Linked DNA regions of Homo sapiens: region 2 is linked to region 1. Evidence: read pairs that join two places in POLR2A ChIA-PET (ENCODE). Cell type or tissue: Caco-2. All regions are shown on one strand. Each heading gives the region's core, and the rest is flanking DNA. Links, peaks and the distances in the headings are about the cores only. Region 1 overlaps DGAT2 (diacylglycerol O-acyltransferase 2). Region 2 overlaps UVRAG (UV radiation resistance associated).

What was found. Peaks named below come from ENCODE experiments on the same cell type or tissue, not always from the same donor. Only the 100,000 strongest peaks of a DNase experiment are listed, where the experiment ranks them.
Region 2: POLR2A ChIA-PET joins it to region 1 with 5 read pairs; 3 of 35 experiments call an interaction of 5 or more read pairs at or near these places.

Annotation. Positions count from the first base shown.
Region 1 is chr11:75,779,120-75,792,294 of GRCh38, reverse strand. It overlaps DGAT2 (diacylglycerol O-acyltransferase 2), which reads right to left. Exons shown (of 8, transcript NM_032564.5): 2 at 7,549-7,677; 3 at 2,000-2,107; 4 at 1,564-1,634. Among named protein-coding and RNA genes, the nearest start is that of DGAT2, 17 kb to the right of the region's middle. RefSeq lists a silencer at 5,557-5,851 and an enhancer at 10,317-10,883. In Caco-2, for the core only: no CTCF peak of the experiment used is centred there; a DNase peak (open chromatin) is centred at 5,674.
Region 2 is chr11:75,875,613-75,880,612 of GRCh38, reverse strand. UVRAG (UV radiation resistance associated) reads right to left here. Exons shown (of 15, transcript NM_003369.4): 4 at 573-734. Among named protein-coding and RNA genes, the nearest start is that of UVRAG, 63 kb to the right of the region's middle. In Caco-2, for the core only: no CTCF peak of the experiment used is centred there; a DNase peak (open chromatin) is centred at 2,488.

The DNA of each region.
Region 1 (13,175 bases), core at 3,750-8,749:
GGAGCCCTCACAGGGCCAGGTTGTATGTGCCCTAAGGCTCCAACTCCCAGCTGACTTCTTGGAACAGAGATGTGAGAAGGACACAGGGGTTTGTTTGGTTCTTTTGGAAGGGTGGAGATCAGATAGCAAAGGACACCTGCCTGTCCCAGGTCTGACCAACAATCATCAGGTCATCCTGTTCTAAGTGGATGGGGCTACTGGCCTCCTGGAGACTTCCAGAGGACCAGGCCACAGTGGCAACAGAGAACACTGGAGCCTGGCCCCTGAGGTGAGAGAGAAAGCAGAAAGAACAGTCTATCATCACTCCCACCCAATCAGAACTGATTACTTTTCATCATACAGACAGCTCCATTTTGCAGATGAGGCTCAGCAGGCTTGAGAAAGTCTGCCCATGGCCCCATGGCAGAAAGTGACAAAGTCTATCAGGATGCAATAGACACCCCAAGGGCAGGGCTGACTTGTGTCCCCATGCCCAGCACAGCCCTGCACTGGACAGGGAGCAATGGTGGCAGGTTAATAAATGGAGTGACAGGGCAGGAACTTAAACTGAGATCTCCAGCAGCAACGGGGGAGAGGGAGACCCAGGAAGCTGGAATCAATCCAATGGGGAAATCCAGGGATTGAATCTCTCCCAGAGAAACAGGCAGTAGGAAATCAGTGGAAAAGAACCTGGGCCCTGAATTCAATAAGCCTGGATGGTGGTTGCAATGTTGCCATCATACTAGACTATGCAGCCTGGACAAGTCCTGCCCATCTCTGAGGCTCAGTTTCTTTACCTCCAAAATTAGAGGGTTGGGTCCTATGATGCAACTTTCTCCCAACAAAAACAGCTTCAAATTTTCTGCAGTTAGAGAGATGGGGTCAGGAAAAGGAGAAGGAACGCTGACCCTGAGGAGCAGGAAGGTCCCGGGAAGACTGGGCTTAGGCTAAGGATGAGCAGAAGGAGCTGGCCCTGCCACCCCCAAAATACCGAATGCAGTGAAGGATGCAGGGTTACCCAGCCACTGCCCCCAGGCAACACACCAGGATCTCAGTCACTGACTCACAACAGCAAATATACACCACCCTGCACCCTGCACAGAACTCTTTCACATTCACGTGCTGCCTCCACTCTTCAGCACCCCTACCTTCTGCAGGGTACTCAGCAGCTAGGGTGTGCTGGAGCTGGGGTGTGGAGTGAGCTGGCCAGACAGGTCTTTCCCCTGTGGGGAAAACCTTCAGGATCCTGCCAGAGTTATCCTCAATTCACCAGGATTGCCCACATGCATCAGGGCCAGATGGCTGTGCCTCACCAGCCCAGCTTGCAGACCAGGCAGGGGCCAGACAGAGCTGAGACTGAAAGCCAAACTGAGCCACCATTTCCCTGTCAGGACCTCAGGGCTGGCCCAAAGAAGATGGATACTCAGAAGAGCAGTGGGGTCCCCAGCACAGCCAGTGACACAGTAGAAAGGAAATGAAGAGACCAACTTGGTCTAAACTTGCTTCCCTGTGGGTGGGTTAAGGCCTGAGTTCAGATTTCCCATCCATTCCCACCCTCCCAAAACAACACTCACAGCACTTTACCTGGATGGGAAAGTAGTCTCGAAAGTAGCGCCACACAGCCCAGTTTCGGACCCACTGTGACCTCCTGCCACCTTCCAGGGAATAAAATACAGAGTTGGTGGGGGTGGGGGTACATTTGGGCAAGGCAGACAAGACAGGGCCAGTGTGAAACCCAAGCAGGTGACCATCACCCCATGCACCATGCCCCCTTCCCATCAGGCCCCTTTCCACATTCATTCCTTCATGTTATGCAAACCCTCGACTGAGTGTGAACTCTTGTCAGGACCAGAACAGTGCCCTTTGAGGGGCTTTTAACCTCCCCCCAAAAGGACTAGTCCAGTGCTTTTCACAAAGTGGGTGTTAAAAGAAACAGCACTCAGGATGAGGCCCTTCAGCTTGTGCAGGGGGAAGAGCATCCCTAGAATGAGAGGTGGGGCAAGGGAGGCCTTGCACTTACCTTTCTTGGGTGTGTTCCAGTCAAACACCAGCCAAGTGAAGTAGAGCACAGCGATGAGCCAGCAATCAGTGCAGAATATGTACATGAGGATGGCACTGCAGGCCACTCCTGGGGGGCAGATGGCCACAGGTCAGGTCCTACTGGGCTTCATCTCCCCTCTGGGCCATGGTGGATGGAGTGAGTGTTTACTGTGGCACTAAGCTAGGCACACCCAGGGCCATGGGCATGGGGCCCACAAACCCTGAGAAATAGCTACAGGAATGTTCAGCCCAGGTAGGAGCAGATTCCTGGGACAAGAGGAGCCTCATCTCCCAGACTCTGATGGACTGTCCTGGCATCGAGGGGCCCATGGGCTCCATGTTATCTGGACAGGAGCACCAAAGGAGATAGGCTTCAGCTTCTTGTGAAGCTGCTCTTACTGTCCCCTCCTTGTGTGCGCCCCCATGCCAGCACCCAGCCCAGACACTGTGGATAAGGGGAGGGAACACCTACCCAGTGCCTCTGCATCTCAAGACTGGGGCTGAGCCACTGTCTCAAGTGTAAGGCAGGGTGACTTTGCCCCATTTTAGAGATAAGAACACTGAGGCTCAAGGGGGAGATAACTTGCCCAAGGTCACCCAGCAGGACAGTGGCAGAGCCAGGATTCAAACACAGGTCTGACTCTACAGTCCGTTCTCTGTATTAGGCTTTAGAAATTCACCAAAGTCCCAGACCATCACTAGAGGGACCGGAGAGGGGACACTTGCCCAGGAGGAGGGCTGGCTCCCTTCCAACATAACGGCAATCCAGGAAGTCCCAGGCCAAAGCGCAGAGCCCATCAGCCTCCCTGTCTTCAAAAACTTCAGCAGCCAGGCACAGTGGCTCACACCCGTAATCCCAGCACTTTGGGAAGCTGAGGTGGTGGACTGCTTGAGCTCAGAAATTCAAGACCAGCCTGGGCAACATAGCGAGACTCCATCTCTACAAAAAAATTTAAAAAATTAGCTGGGCAAGGTGGCATGTGCCTGTAGTCCCAGCTACTCAGGAGGCTGAGATGGGAAGACTCCTTAAGCCAGGAGTTTGAAGCTGCAGTGAGCCATGATCGCGCCACTACACTGCAACCTGGGCAACAGAGGGAATCTCTGTCTCAAAAGTAAAAAAAAAAAAACCCTAACAGCACACTTGGAAGACTTGCCTGGGGGCTGGCTTCCACTGGTCACCATGTTCTGGGCCTGTAGGTCATAAGAGAGACTAATCTAGCCTGGCACAGAAAGGAAGGAGAGCTTGTGCCATGCCTGCTTTATCTCATGGCTCGCCACTAGCTGCCCTCAGCAGGGCTTCTCTCTTTCCATTTTTTACCCAACCTTTAAGGCCTATCTCAGACCTCAGCTCTTCAAGAAGTGTTCCCCAATATCATACTATCTACATATCATCTCTTGCCTGTGAATTTCCCACACTGGGTGGGGAGGCATCTTCTTTGGTCCTTGGCATTCAGCACAAGGGCAAGGGCAGCAGGTACTCATGTTTGGTGGGAGAAGCATGGACTCCTTCTAGGACTTTTTCCACTGCCCAAGAAGGGAGGCCAACCCTTGCTGTGTGCCCATTCCCTGGTGGTCCCAGGTGCTGTAGGCTGCCTGGCTCTGGATGTCATGCTCTCTTCTCACCATGTTGAGCCTCCTTTGGTTTCCCATGGGAGAAGATAAGGCTGGATGTAGACTCTCCATGAGCCTAAAGGGAGGGAAATGGTAGCCCCTTGTTGCCCCCCAATCTAGCCCTGTTCTAGACTCCTGAGCCAGCCTCTCCCCAGGGTAGCTAAAAACAGGGTACAACTCTCTTGTTGGGAGGAACAGTGAATACAGAGTGACGAGATGTCCAATTTTTCAGGACCAGCTTAGGGGTGTGACATCGCAGAAGGGAAGACAAGTTTCTAGGGAAGCATGTGCAGCCTACAAGAGCCTGTTAAAAGCAAACTGTGAAAAGCTTACGGTAGCTTGGTGAATAGCTATGTCTAAAGGCTGCCTACAAAGTCATACTTACTGTTCAGCAGTCTGCCTGATTCCCTTTCTTGGGCCTGAAAAGGGAAGACTCTAGCCCCCCAGACTCTACAGGCATCCAGGCTCCTCTAGTGGCATCCTCTAGGTGGATGCTCCAGGTGGGCCAGATAGGGACGATGAGGTTTAGGCTATGGTCTGAGCATCCTGGAAACCTAGCTTCCAGAAATCTCTAACTCTCTTGAGGGGTAAAAGGACCAGAGGGGGCTGAGCTCCAGGCCCCACTGCTTAGAGGGCTGGTCTCTCTGGGAAGGGGGGTAACCCTACCCACTTGTCCTTACTCTGCTGCTGAGGCAGCCTGGATGGAGAAGAAGAGGCCTGATGGGGTATCCAGAGACTGAATTCTAGCCTGGCCTTTCTCAGCTGGGGGCTCCCTCCCCTCCCCTATGTGTCCACAGCCCTCTCTGAAACCACTCACCATCCCTTTCATCATCTGCCTCCCTCATTGGACTCCCACTAACAGACAGCCCTTCAGCCCGAGCTCCTTGGGAGCAGAAACCAGGTCAGATTAATCTCTCCAGCCCCAGAAACCAAACACAGGAAGAGCAAAAGGATGAACTAAATCCACCAAATGACCTTCCTTTCTCAGAGCCTAATCCTTGTCCTCTGAACAACAGGCTCTGGTTCCATGCTCTTAGGTTGTGGGGCTGCAGTAAAAACCACTGTTGCTGAGCTCATGAGAAGCTTAGAAGGCCCTGCTTTGCCCCACACATGGAAGGCTCAGGACCACTTTCACACATCACCTGCTTCCTGCACATTATGGTGGCCTACAAAGACACTTGTGATACAAAATTCTGAAGCCACGAGGCCTGTGGTGCAGGGCAGCCTGTGGATGCTCAATGGCAGGGAAGGCAGCAGTGTGGCCTGGTGAAGAGCATGGACTCTGAGACCAAACAGACCTGGAGCCTTGGCCCTGCCACTTGCTGGCCAAGCCCCATTCCTAAGCCTTAATTTCCTTACAGGGTATTGGGAAAATTAAATATGATGTTTGAACTTACTCAGCCTGACACACAATATCCATGGACTTGGATGGGGAAACAAATGACATCTAAATTTTCACTTATCTCTTATGGAAATGTGGCATTTCCTTCACTTACCAATATAATAAATCACAGAATTATCAGCAGTACTTATGACACAAATAAATAACAAAGGTATTTTCATATAACTTTGTAGCAGTTGCAGATATCTTAAAAAAAATCATTTCTTCTCATCACTACTTAAGAACTATAGTAATTATTACATGTGCTGCTAGATCTTTTTATTTACTGTAATAAAAAGGCACCTGTTACTACATGTCTAATCAGCTTTTTTAATGTATAGATATTTATATTTTATTATCAGTAGTTTCCTTTGAAATCCAATGCACCTTGTATTAAATACTCTAAAACACTGAGAAAGGGCATAGGCCTCATCAAAATGACAGAGGGTTCCATGGCACAAAGTGGTGAAAAATCTCTGGTCCAGGGAGAGACCAACAGGGCCACCACGGTCTTTGCTTGCCAGGTGAGCTTCTGCCAGCAGGTTTGAGAGGCAGAGGGAAGGAGTGGCTGGGGCTGCTGAGGGCAGTAATTAGCAGTAGCTCAGGAGATCTGCCTGTCCAACGAGGCCAGGTTCCCACCTATGCGAGGCGAGGCGAGGTGAGGCCAGGCGAGGGTGTTGAGAAGATGCTGGGCCGGTTTCTGGGCTGTGGTTGGGTCTGATCAATTATTAACCTATAGCCTGGGGCCAGTCCCCATCACATGCTGCGTGAGCTGGTGTTCTACAAGCTGCTCAGCTCCCTACCAGCCAGGCCCAGACCCATTAAGACAGGGATAGTGGTAGCTTTGGGGTGCAACAGGGAACAAAGAGAGCTGGTGTAGCAGACTAGGCAGGGGGTCTGGGAGGCTGGAGTCCCTGGGTTCTTGTCCTGGTCCCAGTACTTTCTTCTCATGTGACCCCAAGTAAGGCTCCATCCTCGCCAGGCCTCCACTTCCTTTTTTAACAAGAAGGGGTCACACTGTGCTCACTACTCTAGGATTCTAGTAAGTGGCCAAATGCAAGCCATGTTAGGGGTCTGAGTCCTGAGGGAGACTGTTTAGTTTGCTCAGTTCTTCCAACCAGTGTTTGTCTTCTTGAGGCTACCTGTCCCTGTAAGACTTTGAGGACAGCTATGGCCCTTCTCCCCAGAAAAATGTGCACATACTCATATATAATCTTGCATCTAATTTTAAGGGTTCATGGATCCCCCCACTCAAAGCCCGTTCTTGGGCCTAAAGGTGAAGACTGGCTGTTTCAGCCCCAGTTCACTAATTCTGGGCTTCCAGGAATGTGGGCTCCCTGGGGAATGCACTGAGTTTCTGCTAAAATCCCAACTCTGCCATTTAATGAGCTTCACAGTAGCAGGTAGTTGATGAACCTTTGTGAATTTGCATTTTCTCACCTGTGAAGTTCTATCCCTTGGCCCTGCAAACATGGTCTCAGTCTCAGAGCGCCCCATGCACCTGCCTGAAGGACAGCTGCTCAGCACTGACATGGTAAGTCCTGATGATCCCCTACCAGCCTATACAGTCCCGAAGAGTGGGTTGCCCAGAGGGACTGGCTCACAGGCACTGGAATGCACTCTGTGATGCTCTGGAGCAGGTTCATCTGCCTTGACGTGCTGAGGAAGCTACCTGCTATGCTGAGAGCACAGGGGTCTGGGGAAAAACAAGAGGCTTCTTCCCTCCCCTCAGACATTCGTGTTGTCCTGCCCCTGGCCTGGATGGCAACCTAAGGAGTGAGGGTATCTAGCCAGACCTGCAGAAAAAGCAACCAAAGCACCGATGTGGGCTGTGCTGAGAGATAGCAGGGAGCAGGCCTCGGGAAGCACCTGGGGAATGTGCTCAGCTGAGGATGGGTGTGGGCTGGGAGTGGGGTCTGAGGGCACCTCCCGATGATTCCCATGTAATGGGGGCCCATCATGACCAGGCCCTGTGCCAGGTGCTCTCATTTCTTATCTTCAATCCTCAAAAAAGCCATGTGAAGCAGGCACTTTCCTCACACTCAAAATGAGGAAACTAACACTCAGAGAGCTCAAATAACCTGTGTAAGGTCACAGAGCTTGTCTGCAGGAGATTCAGGACTTAAACCTGGCACCAAACCACCTTAAGGCAAAGTAACATACCTGCTGGAAAATGTCTGTTGGTGGGCAGGGTGGCATTGTGGGAAAGGCACAGGCTTTGGGGGTCCTGTAGACAGGGATTCAAATCTGTGTGACCTTGGGCAAGTTACCTATCTTCTCTAAGACTTGAGGTTTCCCATCTGTAAATGGGAACTATCACACCACCTCCCACTGAATCTTGCTGAATCTTCATGCATGCTGAGGGGTAGAGCACTTGATCTGGGACCCAAAAGATAGATGTGGAAAGGTGCTGTGGGGCAGCATGTGTAAGAGTTACTCTTATTCCCTCACCCCTGTAGAGCAGGGCTCCTGCTCTACCTCTTTTGGGGAAGTGGACACTGCCTGCCCACCTGCCCTCCCTCTAAGGCCCAGCTTACCCAGTACAAGGAAGGACAGGACCCACTGGAGCACTGAGATGACCTGTAGCTGCTTTTCCACCTTGGACCTATTGAGCCAGGTGACAGAGAAGAGGTCCTGGAGGGCGGAGAGGATGCTGGATCCAGTGCCTACAGCAGAGGGAAGATGTCAGTCCACTGTCACCCTTCTCTCCAGTCATGGGGTCCCCAGTACAAACCTCACCTCCCACAGGTACCCTTCTAGATATGAGAAGAGCATCAGCTATAGAATCAGACAGACCTGGGTTCAGATCCTAGCCCTCCACCTCATGGCTTTGTAACTCTGGGCTGTCTGCATGCTCCCCTGTGCCCTGGTTTCTATAGATACACAATGGGAATGGTATCGCACTCGGGGTCATTTTGGAGACCACATGAAGTATCTAAAGAGGCTAGTCCAAGGGCTAGGCCTTGGGAAGTCTCTCATAATTGCCAGTTCTCTCCCATCCCCTCCACCCCAGTCAAACTCCTGTCCCTTATCTGAATCTAGTACAAATATTTAATTTTGCTATCTGTCTGTGAGGCCAAGGACAGAGGTTCAACATCCAATTTGCAATGGTTTTTTTTCTCCAAGTGTACTTTGAGCATCCCCAATCCCTGCTCTGCCTTCTGTATGTCCCAGACTAATACCCCTTCTCCAAGGAGCTGAACCCTCTTGCCCCCACCCCCAACACCACTGATTCCCCACACCACTACCACTTTCAGAGAGATGTAAATGTTCAGCCTCATCTCAGTGCCCAAAGCGTGGGGCCCAGAAAGGAGTAAGGTGGGAGCCTTTGCTTCCCCAAAGGGCCCAGTAGCCAGTGAGCTTCAGGCAGCCTGAAGGACACTGAGGGCTGTAATTATGTTCACTATCAATCAAGTGCCAAGCCTGGAAGTTAGGACGAGATGTGCCCACTTAATTGGCTTGGTGCCCCTAGGATGACACCCTGGACTCCAGCAGCTGATGGGCAGTAGGGACAGGAAGCCTGGTGACTGCAGGAGACAGCACTGGGGAAGAGCATGGGTGAAGGTTCCTCACCCATACCCCATTCCTTCCGGCAGCTGAAGAAGTGGGCCACCTCAAACCCCTCTTTGCTGAACCCCCACTACATGCCCTTTGCTCAACACATCTTCACCAAGCACCTACTGTGTGCCCATTAAATATTCCTTCATACCATCTGCTCTGTGAAAGACCCAGAGCACAGATGAGTTAGTCACAATCTTGTCCTTGAGGGTCTCATGACCTTTCAACTGAGCCTACAAGCTGGGAGCAGGGAGAAAGACGGATTTAGGGGCCTACACTCAAGCCTTTGCTTTTCTTCAAAATCTGCAAAGCAACAAAGCCACAGCAGAGTTTAGAAAGATATCTACCCTTATGAGCTGAAAGTTAACAACTGCTTTGACTTTTAGGAGGAAGGAAGGAAATGCTAGGCCTCAAGATGGCCCCTTTCCCTGGTGTGATGCATCAGAGGGAAAGGGCTTAGTTTAGCAGAAGAGTCAAACCTAGGTTCAGACTTTGGTTCTACTCACTATGTGACCCCAGGCAAGCTTGCAGGGTTCACTGCCACATCCTCAGTGCACAAATTGGGTGTTCAGTAGCATCTAATAACACCACTGGCATAACTGGGGTGGAGGCGGCAGGATGTGAACTCACAAAAGCAAATAAAGAGGCTGGGCCATAGAGCCATTCCAGAGGTCTGCCTCATAATTGCTCCTTCGCCCCCTTTACAAAAATCCTACCTTCATAGGACTTTCCCACCTCCAGACTTGCCCAGCAACCCATCTTAGAGCCTGAGAGCCCTCTGGGGTCATCCAGTATAGCCTAATTGGACAGCCAGGGAGACTGGGGACCAGAGACAGGCACTGACTAGCCCAGGGCTACCCAGGCAGTAGGCGGCAGAGCCAGGACTGAAACCCAGCATTCCTGACCCTGCTTAGAGGACCTCCCCTTTCCCCAGAGCAGCTCTGAGTGCAAAGGCTCTGTACACAGGACACAGTCGGAGGGTCATGCTCAGGGCCTGGTCAACCTGCCCAGCAGTGGGACCTGGCCAGATGAGTTCATCACATGCTTATCCTTGAGGGTCTCATAACCTTTCACCTTCACCTACAAGTGGGACAGGACTGGGTGAGTATATAAGGGAGGGAAGTGAAGTCCAAGCACAGGCTTGAACCCTTGATCCAAGGGCTGGGGCTGGACAAGTCATCTTCCAGCAGCTGGCTCTGCCTCCTGAGCCATGCTGGATGAAGTGAAGCAGGAGCCATGGCCACCGGAGGCTGGTTAAGTGGCAGGTGAGTTCCTGTTCCATCTGAGGCAGGCTGGATGCCCTGGCTAGACAGAAGACAAAATGTACTCTAGCACTTTCCTACTCAAAGCGTGGTCTGGGAACAGCAGCATCAGCATCACCTGGGAGCGGGTTAGAAATGCAGGACTTTGGGCTCCAGACTGGATTTACTGAATCAAAATCTGCATTTTAACAAGATCCCCAGGTGATTAAGTCTGAGAAACACCACTATAAATGCTTCAGTCCAAACACTCAGGTAGGGGCTGGGGTGAGACACAGCACCGGGGAACACCACCTTCTATTTGGCAGGAAAAAAAGGCAAAGCATGCCTTCTCGTGGCTGACTTGCTTCCCGTTGCAGACAGGCCCCTGAAGCCAGTGGTTTGAGGGGTGCGTAGGGAAGAGGCATGCTGGGAGTCAACTTATCTAGCTCCCTACCTTGACGCCAGGGCCAGCCCCCATGCAGCTTGGAGGAGGAGTATAGAAATTTCACTGATGACATATCCCCAACTGAAACAACTGAGAAGACCTAAAAATTCTTCATCGTGCCTAATCCAAATCTCTCTGCTAAGCTTATTAGGTGTCTTAAAATTAGGTAAAGTCATAGCGCAGGAAACGCACGCCATCTTGTTCAACCCTCACCCCGTTATACAGACTGGAAATTGAGGGCCTGCGGGAGTCTCCCAAGTCCCGCAGCAAGGTGGGTCTGCAGGCTCAGGCTTTTCCCACACTGCTGGTTCGGTTCTCACCCTGCCTTATCCAGCCCCAACTACCGCCCACAGCTCGCTCTGCCAACAAGTGGGAAATGCAGTCTACCAAGTGAACCCTCACTTCCCATCTGCCTGGGCAACTGTACCGGGACTGCTGCAAGGTGGTGAGCTCTAAGTCCCAAATACCAAATGGCAAGTGCTTCCGTGGGCGTTAGAGTTGGGAGGCTCCTGGAGAGGGAAGCTGGGAGGACTGCACCTCTGCTTTCTCAGGCCCAGGCCCTCTCAGGCAATCCCAACCTGGCTGACCATGGAGGCCGTGGCCTGGGAGCTGGCCTGGCCATGGATGCTGAACCCCGGGCCAGTGGGAGCCCCCAGTCCACCTCAGAAATATTCTAGGCAGAGGCCCTTCCCTGCTTTGCTTACCTGATGATTCCCTGATAATGAGATAAAGCAATACATCCTTCAAAACCCAGAGATGGTGATAAGGCAGCAGTCTTCCAGGAAGCCTTTGGAAAGAGAAGGCCTTTCCTTCTCTGGGATGATAAACACTAAGGTCTATGCAGGCCTGGAATTGCCAGGGGCTATCTTGCCACCCACAGAAATAACCTATTTGAAGATAAAGTCAGACCCGCACAATGGAGAAACAAAAGAGCATCCTCCTCAGGGTTCCCACAGCCTCTGGCCTTGTTCTAACTGCTGATTACAAGCTGATTCTCCATCACACTGGAAGCTGCCCGAAGGCCAGGCCTGGGTCTGATCCATATCTGGATCCCCAGTGCCCTGTCAGGCCAGCCCCAAGGAGGTGCTCTGGCCACTCTTCAGGCCCCCGGAGTTCCCTCCATGCAGGGCTGAGTGAAAGGTATGATGCACAAGAGGCCCATAAAGCTTTGGGAGACCCTCCATGCCCTTGCACAGGCACTTGGACTCCTGTGAGTTTGGCACCAACACCCTATTTTGATGGTGATACCGGGTCAAGGTCACTCAGCCAGATGCTGGCAAAGCTGAACCCAATTCAGGCCCAACCTTCAGGCCTGCATCTGCTCCGATGTTGCATGTCCCCAAGTTCCTTCTCTCTGCTCCCCACAACAAAGCAGGGGGCAGTGGTGGGGAGCTGGAAGGGGAAGGGGAGAAATGAATGATCTGTTTTCCTTCAGAGGGGTGGGTCAGGAGCAGGCATCTTCTACAGCAGGTAGAGTGGCAGCAGGACTTGGGTTTCTAGACCCAGCTCTGCCACCAACTCCCATGCTAAGTCTCCTCACCTCTCTGGGCTTCAGTTTCCCCATCTATGAAATGGGGGTAAGGAGGGTGAAGTCTGTGATCTCTGGCACCCACCCTCCTGAGGACTCCTGTCAGGGTATTTGGGACCTAGAGCTTACCATCTTGCAGTAGTTCTGGTACCGTTGCTCAGGCAGATGGGAAGTGAGGGTTCAGTTGGGCACCCCCAAAACACTGCCAGTCCTTGCCACCTGGCTGTCAGTACTTCCTCTGCCCCAGCTGTGGCTGGGAGGAGTCCAGCAGAAGCTGGTGGGGATGCCGATGCTGCAATCAGATGCCACCACATGCCACCACCTTCACACCCAGTCTGACTGTTCCTGACTCCTGGGTGGGGCCACCAGGGAGCCTCAGCATCCAGCCAAGTCCCTGCTCCTATCTGCCCCCTCACCACATCTGCACTCTCTCTGCACACTCCCACAGCACCAATGTCACTTTACTTGGCCATCCCACTGCCAGTGACGCATGGGTGCCAGGACTTGGTACCTGATTCATCTGTGGTAAGAGGGGCTCATAGAGGTTTACTGCATAGCTGAGCAAATCCATAAGCAAATCCAGAGCAGCCTCAGAGGCAGCTATAGGCCTGGATGCCCAAGTTAGACTGGGCTGCCTGGCAGGAGGCAAAACCAGCCCCATCACTGAGGACTGACCCCAGAGATGGGGGATGAGCCTCTTTTGCCCTCCCTAGGTACAAGTTTCTCCACCTATAAAGGGAACACAACCCTGCTACCTACAGATGTCTCTGTTTTATGGGGGCAGATGAGACAGGCTGTAGGGGAAGATTCCCAACAGAAGACTCAAATGGCTGCTCCCAGGCAGCACTTGCTTTACACACAGCTCATTTGCTCCTACCTTTGGGGAAGGCAGAGGGAGTAGAGCTGCCAGAGAGGCCCAGAGCAGCTCTTTTACCACCCGGAAAGCAATCCCCTTCTCCTGCGCCTATGTGGGGCTTCACCGTCCCACAGCACTCTCTGGGAAGGTAGGCAAGGGGAGAACTGGCAATCCTGTTTCACAGAGAAGGAAACTGAGGTGAGGTGAAGCCCAAAGAGGCAAAATCACTTGCTTGAGGTCAGGGTGTGGGAGCCAGGACTTAAAGAAGGTATTCAGGCTCCCAGTCCCTCATCATCTCTACAATGCTACGCTGTTGAGCGCTGGCCCCACCAAACACGCCAGCCCACACCTGGACTTCAGGAACATATCCTGGCAAAGGAGAGCTCCCTCCTCTGCCCATATCATGCTCAAAGTCTCATGTGGATGTTCTAGTGAGACTGGATTCCACCCCCGCAACCCATGTGCTTTCAAGCAGTTCTCAGACCCAGGGCCCAGCCCAGGGCTGGGGTGTTGAAGGGTGTCTGTGAGCACCTCTT
Region 2 (5,000 bases), core at 1-5,000, 92 kb before region 1:
CCATTGCACTCCAGTCTGGGCAACAAGAGTGAAACTTCGTCTCAAAAAAAAAGAGAACTGTAATCTACTAGCTACATCAGTCATGGGTACAGCAGAGATGGAGAACCAGTGGCAGCAAATAATCCAAGCAGGTGTCATCCTGTGCTCAATAAATAGTAGCTCTTCTTATTCCTGGAATAACGCTACTGGTCAAAAGAGAGGTATTTAACGTGATATTCCTTATTTCAACTTAATTTTCAGATTCTAGGTGAGGACATCCAGTAAGACAGAAAAAGCAAAATGCTATGAGAAAGCACATTCTTTCCTAAACACACACACAAATCCATCTTCATAAATTTCTTCAGACAAAGGTGTTTGTTAAACTAGGCAATGATTCAAACATAACAATGTAAGTAATATAAGTAAATAATAACATATGTAAATGATCATCAAGGTCTCTCTTAGTGATATAAGTAAACAGTCATAAAAGTCTCTCTTTATAATAGGAAACGCAGAATCAGAAGAATCAACAGAAAGGTTAGACACGTTAATTTGGAGATGACAACTACTTGAAACTACAGTCTAAAAATTACCTGCTGACCCAAGTATTTCAGCCCATCCAAACAGACTTTCCATTCAATCAACAGCTGGTAGATGTTCTCCTTTCCACCCCATATCTTCACCACGAAACAAGACACAGATGTATCAAGACGGTCTGGCATAATTCCAAAATCGAGACTTCGCCACGTGGGATTCTGCTCATGAAAATGAAAACACGCTTTAGGACAACTCTATTTGTTTACGATTATTTCAATTAGGTGACAAATCATTTTGTTTTTCAAAACCAAAAGACCTCATAAATACATTAAATTGCAAACTTAAGTAAGCCAAGAAGACATTACAATTAACACAAAAGGGGTGATAATGGTACTTTTGAATTTCTCTGCTTACTTATTATAGTCATTAGAAGAAGCGTATATTCCTATCACTCACTTACATGGTTTCATACGGTAATTCATTCATTTATTCGACACTTAATACGTGATTATTAACAGCCAACACATAAACAATGCCCTCAAAGAGGCTCCAACTTACTGTTGGATTCAAACCTCCATTTAAATAATTACACTGTTTTGTGCAAAGTTCAATAACAGAATTATGCATAAGGCTACACAGCAGAAGAGAAAGGAAAAATAAACTGATGAACAGGGGAAGACATCACAAAGGCTGTGAAACCTGGCTTTTAACAGATAAGTGGGCTTTCACCAGATTAAAATAAGTAATTTCAGGCAAAGAGGAACACAATATGAAAAGGGCTCAGAGGTGTAAAATGCCAAGGTGTGGTCAGGGCACTCAGGACTACTGCTGGAGCACACAATACAAAAGTGGCAGGACACAAAGCTGGACAGACACACAAGGAACTGAACTGAAGGATCTTTTATGCCTTTTGCTAGGAGGGAATACTTTACTCTGTACAACAGTGGGGCCATTGAAATGTTTTCAAGTTGAAAATAACAAGGTCAGCTTTATGCTCTGAAAGAACATTATTTCTCATTAAGAGAACCGTCCAGGGAGTCGAAACCCTCTCTGAAAAGTGAAAATGTTAAGGAGCTTTCATAACATCAAAGGAATGAACTACAATGTAATACATCAACTACTTTTGCTTATTTCCCCTACATTAAACATAAGGGGGTCTCCCTCTCCCTCTCCCTCTCCCTCCCCCTCCCCCTCCCTGTCCCTGTCCCTGTCCCGTCTCCCCACGGTCTCTCTCTCTCTCTCTTTCCATGGTCTCCCTCTGATGCCGAGCTGAAGCTGGACTGTACTGCTGCCATCTCGGCTCACTGCAACCTCCCTGCCTGATTCTCCTGCCTCAGCCTGCCGAGTGCCTGCGATTGCAGGCGCGCGCCGCCACGCCTGACTGGTTTTCATATTTTTTTGGTGGAGACTGGGTTTCCCTGTGTTAGCCGGGCTGGTCTCCAGCTCCTAACCGCGAGTGATCCGCCAGCCTCGGCCTCCGGAGGTGCCGGGATTGCAGACGGTGTCTGGTTCACTCAGTGCTCAATGGTGCCCAGGCTGGAGTGCAGTGGCGTGATCTCGGCTCGCTACAACCTCCACCTCCCAGCCGCCAGCCTTGGCCTCCCAAAGTGCCCAGAGTGCAGCCTCTGCCCGGCCGCCACCCCGTCTAGGAAGTGAGGAGCGTCTCTGCCTGGCCGCCCATCGTCTGGGATGTGAGGAGCCCCTCTGCCTGGCTGCCCAGTCTGGAAAGTGAGGAGCGTCTCTGCCCGGCCGCCATCCCATCTAGGAAGTGAGGAGCGCCTCTTCCCGGCCACCATCCCATCTACGAAGTGAGGAGCGTCTCTGCCCGGCCGCCCATCGTCTGAGATGTGGGGAGCACCTTTGCCCCGCCGCCCCGTCTGGGATGTAAGGAGCGCCTCTGCCCGGCCGTGACCCCGTCTGGGAGGTGAGGAGCGTCTCTGCCCAGCCGCCCCATCTGAGAAGGGAGGAGACCCTCCGCCCGGCAACCGCCCCATCTGAGAAGTGAGGAGCCCCTCCGCCCGGCAGCCGCCCCGTCTGGAGAAGTGAGGAGCCCCTCCGCCCGGCAGCCACCCCGTCTGGGAAGTGAGGAGCGTCTCCGCCCGGCAGCCGCCCCGTCTGGGAGGGAGGTGGGGGTCAGCCCCCACCAGGCCAGCCGCCCCGTCCAGGAGGGAGGTGGGGGGGTCAGCCCCCCGCCAGGCCAGCCGCCCCGTCCGGGAGGGAGGTGGGGGGGTCAGCCCCCCGCCCGGCCAGCCGCCCCGTCCGGGAGGTGAGGGGCGCCTCTGCCCAGCCGCCCCTACTGGGAAGTGAGGAGCCCCTCTGCCTGGCCAGCCGCTCCGTCCGGGAGGGAAGTGGGGGGGTCAGCCCCCCGCCCGGCCAGCCGCCCCGTCCAGGAGGTGAGGGGCGCCTCTGCCCAGCCGCCCCTACTGGGAAGTGAGGAGCCCCTCTGCCTGGCCAGCCGCTCCGTCCGGGAGGGAGGTGGGGGGGTCAGCCCCCCGCCCGGCCAGCCGACCCGTACGGGAGGGAGGTGGGGGGGGTCAGCCCCCCGCCCGGCCAGCCACCCCGTCCGGGAGGGAGGTGGGGGGGGTCACCCCCCGCCCAGCCAGCCGCCCCGTCCGGGAGGGAGGTGGGGGGGTCACCCCCCGTCCGGGAGGTGAGGGGCACCTCTGCCCGGCCGCCCCTACTGGGAAGTGAGGAGCCCCTCTGCCCAGCCACCACCCCGTCTGGGAGGTGTGCCCAACAGCTCATTGAGAACGGGCCATGATGACAATGGCGGTTTTGTGGAATAGAAAGCGGGGAAAGGTGGGGAAAAGATTGAGAAATCAGATGGTTGCCGTGTCTGTGTGGAAAGAAGTAGACATGGGAGACTTTTGATTTTGTTCTGTACTAAGAAAAATTCTTCTGTCTTGGGATCCTGTTGATCTGTGACCTTACCCCCCAACCCTGTGCTCTCTGAAACATGTGCTGTGTCCACTCAGGGTTAAATGGATTAAGGGCGGTGCAAGATGTGCTTTGTTAAACAGATGCTTGAAGGCAGCATGCTCGTTAAGAGTCATCACCACTCCCTAATCTCAAGTACCCAGGGACACAAACACTGCGGAAGGCCGCAGGGTCCTCTGCCTAGGAAAACCAGAGACCTTTGTTCACTTGTTTATCTGCTGACCTTCCCTCCACTATTGTCCCATGACCCTGCCAAATCCCCCTCTGTGAGAAACACCCAAGAATGATCAATAAAAATAAAAATAAAAAATAAAAAATAAAAAAAAAACATAAGGGCTTTCACTGCTGAATGTAAACAAAATCAACCTATTACCAATTTTCATATTATGTAAATCAGTAAATCAAAGGGTCTTCAGATAAGGGTAACTAACTGTTCTTGGCTTTGTGGCAGTTTTTTTTTTTTTCCTGACCAAAGTGTAAGGTGGGAGAGGACACTGAAATACTACCACAAATAACATGATGATAACCTAGCACACACATTTATGCAGTCAGTTTTATACTGGATTGTATAAAAACTAAATGCTAGCCATGCAAGAATTTCAGTCTAAGATCAACAGAATTCCACTCTTAAATGACCTCCAGTCTGTATCTCACTATAACTGTTTTAGCAGCCCTGCTAAATAGGGGCAGAGTTTCAATTAAATGTGAAGACAACAATAAGGTCTGGGAGTAACTATGCTGATCCACACTACAAGAAATGCTTACAAAGTTCTTCAGGCTAAAGGGAAACAACACTGGATATAGACTTGGATCTAGGCAAAAGAATGGAGAGCACTGGCAATTGTAAACATGTGGGTAAATATAAAAGACTATATGGCCCAAGGGTGAATGGGTGAATGGAAGGGAGCCATCCATTTCTGATAATGACTGATGAGACAATCCTCTCACTGAAAACAACTAAAATGTCAGGTAAAATATTTTTTAAATAATAATAATAATCACCATTAACATCAAAGAATTTCCAAACCAAGGAAGAAAGAACCCAGAGAGGTAAGTGGAGATCTAGAGGTCTTTGTCGTGAAGCCATGACGGATCTATACAAAGCCGGGGCTTTGGTTTTCACATTCTTTTTCTTTTTTTCTTTTTGGGGTAGAGACAGGGTCTCACCATGTTGCCCACACTGGTCTCTAAGTCATGGGCTCAAGCAATGCTCCCACCTCAGCGTCCCAAAGTGCTAGGATTACAGGGGTAAGCCACTGCACGTGGCCAGTTTTGGCATTCTTAAAGGAAGCAAGGACATAATTCAAGAGCCAGGCCCAGGTCCCATCCATGACTAAAAAATGTCCCTCTCCACACTGAGGACCACAAAAGGGCTATACCCCTAAACAGCATAAGTGAAACTAAACTAAATCCACCAAATCCCTACACACAGATGTCTGTAGGGAAAGTTGCCATGACAGATGAGAGGAGAACCTTCCTTGGAAGAAGAAATTACACAGAATGCAGCAGAGATAAAAAGACCAATATGAAAAAAAAAAAAAAGGTTT